Regions from separate parts of the Homo sapiens genome. Here region 2 is linked to region 1. A link is an interaction called in ENCODE POLR2A ChIA-PET data of the cell type or tissue named here. Cell type or tissue: PC-9. All regions are shown on one strand. Links, peaks and the distances in the headings refer to the core of each region. The heading gives the core; the rest is flanking DNA. Region 1 has its middle 3.6 kb from the start of TLK2. Region 2 holds the start of MAP3K3 (mitogen-activated protein kinase kinase kinase 3).

Region 1 (2,902 bases), core at 158-2,657:
CATCTAACCTTTTCAAACTTCTCCAACTGCTTCTGTGATGGAGGGATTTGGGCTAGAGGATCTTTTTATTTTATTTTATTTTATTTTATTTTGGTGACAGAGTCTCACACTGTCGCCCGGGCTGAAGTGCAGTGGCACAATCTCAGCTTGCTGCAACCTCTTTCTCCTGGGTTCATGCGATTCTCCCGCCTCAGCCTCCCAACTAGCTGGGATTACAGGCGCACACCACCACACCTGGCTTATTTTTTGTGTTTTTAGTAGAGACGGAGTTTCACTATGTTGGCCAGACTGGTCTCGAACTCCTGACCTCGTGATCCGCCCACCTCGGCCTCCCAAAGTGCTGTGATTACAGGCATGAGCCACCGCGCCTGGCCGATGATCCCATTTTTCAAAGTAGGCTGGGTGCGGTAGCTCACGCCTGTAATCCCAGCACTCTGGGAGGCTAAGGCGGGTGGATCACTTGAGGCCAGCAGTTCGAGACCAGCCTGGCCAACATGGTGAAACCCCGTGTCTACTAAAAATACAAAAATTAGCTCGGCATAGTGGTACGTACCTGTACTTTCAGCTACTTGGGAGGTTGAGACAGGAGAATTTTGCTTGAACCCAGGAGGCGGAGGTTGCAGTGAGCCAAGATGGCACCACTGCACTCCATTCTGGGTGACAGAGTGAGACCCTGTCTCAAAAATAATGATAATAAAATAAAAGTAATTATTTAAGGCTGGGAGCGGTGGCTCACGCCTGTAATCACAGCATTTTGGGAGGCCGAGGCGGTGGATCATGAGGTCAGGAGGTCGAGACCATCCTGTCTTAACACGGTGAAACCCTGTCTCTACTAAAAATACAAAAAAATTAGCCAGGCGTGGTGGCGGGCGCCTGTAGTCCCAGCTACTCGGGAGGCTAAGGCAGGAGAATCGCTTGAACCCAGGAGGCGGAGGTTGCAGTGAGCCGAGATCACACCACTGCACTCCAGCCTGGGTGACAGAGCGAGACTCCGTCTCAAAAAAAATAATTATTATTTAAAATAATCATTGGGCCTGGCGCGGTGGCTCACACCTGTAATCCTAGCACTTTGGGAGGCCAAGGCGGGTGGATCACGAGGTCAGGAGATTGAGATCCAGCCTGGCCAACATGGTGAAACCCCATCTCTGCTAAAAATATTTTTTAAATTAGCTGAGCGTGGTGGTGGGCACCTGTAATCCCAGCTAGTCGGGAGACTGAGGCAGGAGAATCGCTTGAACCTGGGAGTCGAAGGTTGCAGTGAGCCGAGGTCGTGCCACTGCAGTCCACCTGGCCAACACAGCAGGCCTCTCTCTAAAATAATAATTATTATTATTGTTATTCTTGACAGGCCAGTGTAGAACAGGTGGGGCATCTGTGGTATGACAGAACTGGGTTCCAATTCTGTCCCTTCACCTGTCCCAGGTTCCTCATCTGAAAACTGTGACCCAGTAAACCTAATTTCATGAGCAGCTTTCATTAAAATTGAAATAATGTTGGAAAATGCCTTGTAACCGTGCTTGATATAGAGTAGTTACTTAGCCAGTTATTTCCTCTCTTCTTCCAATTCCTAACAAAATGGAAAAACGTTTGGTTGCTAGGAAAGAGCTCTAAGGGGATTTTGTTGTTGTTTGAGACAAAGTTTGGCTCTATCGCCCAGGATGGAGTGCAATGGCACAATCTCTGCTCACTGCAACCTCCGCCATAGACAGGAGCCAAGCATAGTGGCGTGCACCTGTCTGTAGTTCCAGCCTCTTAGGAGGCTGAGGCAGGAGGGTTGCTTGAGGCCAGGAGTTTGAGTCTAGCTTGGGCAATATATTGAAACCTTGTCTCTTAAAAAAAAAAAAAAAAGAGGCCAGGTGTAGTGGCTCACGCCTGTAATCCCAGCACATTGGGAGGCCGAGGCAGTGGATCACTTGACCCCAGGAGTTGGAGACCAGCCTGGGCAACATGCAAACTTCCGTCTTCTAGGCCGGGCGCGGTGGCTCAACACCTGTAATACCAGCACTTTGGTAGGCCGAGGCGGGCAGATCACGAGGTCAGGAGATCGAGACCATCCTGGCTAAGGTGAAACCCAGTCTCTACTAAAAATAAAAAAAAAATTAGCCGGGTGTGGTGGCTGGCACCTGTAGTCCCGGCTACTTGGGAGGCTGAGGCAGGAGAATGGCATGAACCCAGGAGGTGGAGCTTGCAGTAAGCCGAGACCGCACCACTGCACTCCAGCCCAGGCAACAGAGCTAGACGCCCTCTCAAATAAAAGTAAATAAATAAATAAAATTATGTCATTAAAAAAAAATACAGGGCCGGGCGCGGTGGCTCATGCTTGTAATCCCAGCACTTTGGGAGGGTGAAGCGGGTGAATCACGAGGTCAGGAGATGGAGAGCATCCTGGCTAACACAGTGAAACCCCGTCTCTACTAAAAATACAAAAAATTAGCCGGGCAAGGCAGCGTGTGTCTGTAGTCCCAGCTGCTGGGGAGGCTGAGGCAGGAGAATGGCATGAACCCAGGAGGCAGAGCTTGCAGTGAGCCAAGATCCCGCCACTGCACTCCAGCCTGGGCGACAGAGCGAGACTCGGTCTCAAAAAATAATAATTAACAAAAAAAAATACAAAAGTTAGATGCGCATGTTGCCATATGCTCGTGGTCCCAGCTACTCGGCAAGCTGAGGTTGGGAGATCACTTGAGCCCAGAAGGTGGAGGTTGCAGTGAGCTGAGAACCCACCATTGTACTCCAGCCTGCGTGTCAGTGAGATTCTGTCTCAAAAAAAAGAAAAGAAAAAAAATCTAGGCTATGCTCCCTAGTATGGGAAATCTAGTCTAGTCATTTGGCAGAATCAGGCTTTGCGGGCCATATTGTCTCTGTCGTAACTACCAACTCTGCTGGTTAAAAGGGAAGTAGCCAC
Region 2 (2,902 bases), core at 147-2,646, 1.1 Mb before region 1:
TGTCTGGGCAGGAGAAGTAAAGAACGTTTAAAATGTTATTTCTTAGTCTAGTCCAGTAGTCATTTGCTAAACTACCAAAAAGGATATGGAATATAATTCAACTCAAATGCTACGTGCGGAAGACATTAAAAGCTTTCCTTAGATTACATCTTCACAGTAGAAATTGTAAATACTGACAAAAAGGAAGTGATTTCAGAGAAATTCTTTTGTGTAGCAAATGTTTCTTTCAAAAGTTACATAATTTCAGGGATACCGCAAGAAAAAAATAATGGATTAAACCCCTGCAACGGGATTTTTCAAAAAGTAGGATGTGAATTCTAACTGGCAGCATCCGACCAACTCCTGACCCCCAGCAATCTGCGTGCAGCACGCATTTGTCAACCGCGCGCTTGATCACAGCTCCAGTTTAATCGCCTCCTAGCCGAGCCCCGCACGCCCTCCCCCCTGCGCTGGGGCGCGCACAGGGCTGGAGAGCAAGCCCCGGGAACTCTCACAGGCCGGCCTGTGTGAGCAAAGGGAAGGAAATGACACAGGCAGGAAAAAAAAGCAAATCAAGGAAAAGACACAACAGCAGCTGGGCCTGCGGCAGCCTCCAGCCCGGGCCCCACACTGCGCTCTTGCTCCCCCGCCCTCGGGCTCGCGGTCCGGCTCGTTCGGACCAGGCTGCCCCGCGGAGCACGGGCCCTCGGTCCCGCCGCCGCTTCCCCGGGATGCGCCCGCCGCGCCGCCCAGAAGGAGGGCTGCCGAGCGGGCTCTGCCGGCCGGGCCGCCCCGCGGAGCCAGAACCCCCGCCCGGGCCGCGGCGCGCGAGCGGGGCGGGCGGCCGGCCGGCCGGCGGTCCGCAGCCCCGGGCCGGGCGGGCTGTCCATGCCTGTCAGGCGGTGGCCCAGGGTCCTCCTCCCTCAGCCTGGGGCGGGGCGTCGCGAAGCAGCGCGGGCACAGGCCGGGGCGGTGGCGACACTTACCCATGGTGGCGATGGCGGCGGCGGTGGCTAAGGTCCGTGAGTGTCACCTCCGCAGCCGGGGCTGCATGCCGGGGGCCCGGGCGGCGGGGACGGCAGCGGGCCTGGCTCCGCGCGGGGGGCGCGGGCTGCGCTCTGGGCCCCCGCCGCCTCCCCAGGCTCCGGCTCCGGCTCCGCCCGCGGCCGGGCGCTGTGGCATCGGCAGGGTGGCCCGCTACATCCCGGGCGCTCCTGGGCTCGGCCCAGCCCGGCCTCGGCGGCGCCGCTCGGCCCGCCCGCCCGCCAGTCCCTCAGACCCGCAGTCTCTCCGTCCGGCCACCGTTCTCCACCTCAGGAACGCTCCGAAAAACAAACCGCTGGTCGCGCAGCTCGCCCCCCTGTCTGTCACTCACGCCGGCCCCCACCAATCCCAGGCAGCCGCTGGGCCGTCGCACCACCCCCACCCACCTCACCAGCCAATAACAAGAAGGAAGTCGGCAGCCCCCGCCGTCCCCCTCCAACTCTCTCCCAACACCCTAACTCTCAGCGGCCAGCTAATCATCAGCACCACACGATGAACCAATCCCGCCTACTCTCACAGGATGCCAATGGGCGAAGCCAAGGCGGTTTCCGAGGGCTGTCTAGCGCCTGCCAATCATCGGGACAGCGCCCGGCTCCCTGCGCTGTTAGCCAATCACGTAGAGGCCTCTAAGCCCCCGCCTCTGCGCATCCCTCTCTGGTGCTGTCTCCCTCTCTTGGGAGAGATTGGGAGGTGTTGGTTGTTCCAATCACAGCTCCGGCGTGAGGCTCCGCCCACATTCCCACCTCCCGTCAGTCACCGAAGGCTCGGCGGGCGCGCGGGCTGGCGCAGTTCCCCGCCGGCTACTTTAGGGCTGGGGTGAGGAGTAGGCGGCTGCAGGGGGCCCTCAGGCCTTCCGCCCTCCGGGTTCTCGGAGGCCCCAGCGATCTGGGTGGTTCCAGAGGGTGGCGTCCTGCTCCTCCCCGTGCCCAGCACAGGGCGTGTAACGAGTGGGGAGGGTCTGGCCTGAGCACTTCCCGGCGCGCGGCCACCTCTGCGGCCCCATCCCCCGACTGGTCCTCCGGTCCCGACGCTGCTCTTGCCCCGGGCAGGGGCGGCCGGCCCAGCCCAGCTTTCCCTGTCTCACACCTCCAGGGCCACACCCTCTGGTCTAGGTACCTCAGACACCCGAGGCTGGGATAGTGCTGGCATGTGGGTCCCTGGAAATCTGAGTTCCGCCAGAGGTTCTTTCAGAAAATAACTTTTTTCTTATAAAAGCAACACGAGCTTTTTGTAGGAAAATTGAAAAATGCAGAAAACTATGAAAAAGAAAAGATCCCACCCCAGAGATAATCTATTTCCTACCTAGATAGGCGTTTGACAAAAATGGCTTTGTATTGTTTTGTAGTATGCTTACATTTTATTCTGTTTTCCCGTGCCACCAAATATCCTTCCAAAACAATTGTACTGATTGCATGATGTTTCAAAATTAAAGGCACCATAATTAATTTCCCCAACCTTTTCATTGTTCAACATTTTATACACTCAGATCTTCAGATTCCAAGTCCACCACAATTAATGTGGGCTCCTTTCTCCGGCCTCTGTTCCAGTGTAATATGTCAGGCTCCAGAATAATCTTCCTCAGATGTCATTGTCCACTGTCCACTAAGAACATTTAGTGGTGGCTTTGCCTTGAGTGTCAAATCCCTTAAGAATTACCTTGGGCTCTCCCCTATTTCTTTTCTTTTTCTTTTTTATTTTTCGAGATGGAGTCTCACACTGTCGTCCAGGCTGGAGTGCAGTGGCGCGATCTCGGCTCACTGCAACCTCCGTCTCCCGTGTTCAAGCAATTCTCCTGCTTCAGCCTCTCAAGTAGCTGGGATTAACAGGCGTGCGCCACCACGCCCGGCTAATTTTTGAATTTTTAGTAGAGACGGGGTTT

Evidence for each region. ChIA-PET counts read pairs that join two places held together with the same protein. Peaks named below come from ENCODE experiments on the same cell type or tissue, not always from the same donor. Only the 100,000 strongest peaks of a DNase experiment are listed, where the experiment ranks them.
Region 2: POLR2A ChIA-PET joins it to region 1 with 12 read pairs; 2 of 35 experiments call an interaction of 5 or more read pairs at or near these places.

What each region holds. Positions count from the first base shown.
Region 1 is chr17:62,473,774-62,476,675 of GRCh38, reverse strand. It overlaps a transcript of TLK2 not described here. Among named protein-coding and RNA genes, the nearest start is that of TLK2, 3.6 kb to the left of the region's middle. In PC-9, for the core only: no CTCF peak of the experiment used is centred there; no DNase peak of the experiment used is centred there.
Region 2 is chr17:63,620,827-63,623,728 of GRCh38, reverse strand. It overlaps MAP3K3 (mitogen-activated protein kinase kinase kinase 3), which reads right to left and starts at 1,312. Exons shown (of 16, transcript NM_002401.5): 1 at 966-1,312. The coding sequence starts at 969. RefSeq lists silencers at 562-611, 852-911, 1,002-1,391, 2,002-2,071. In PC-9, for the core only: a CTCF peak has its summit at 1,688; a DNase peak (open chromatin) is centred at 1,588; H3K4me3 peaks cover 2,252 bases.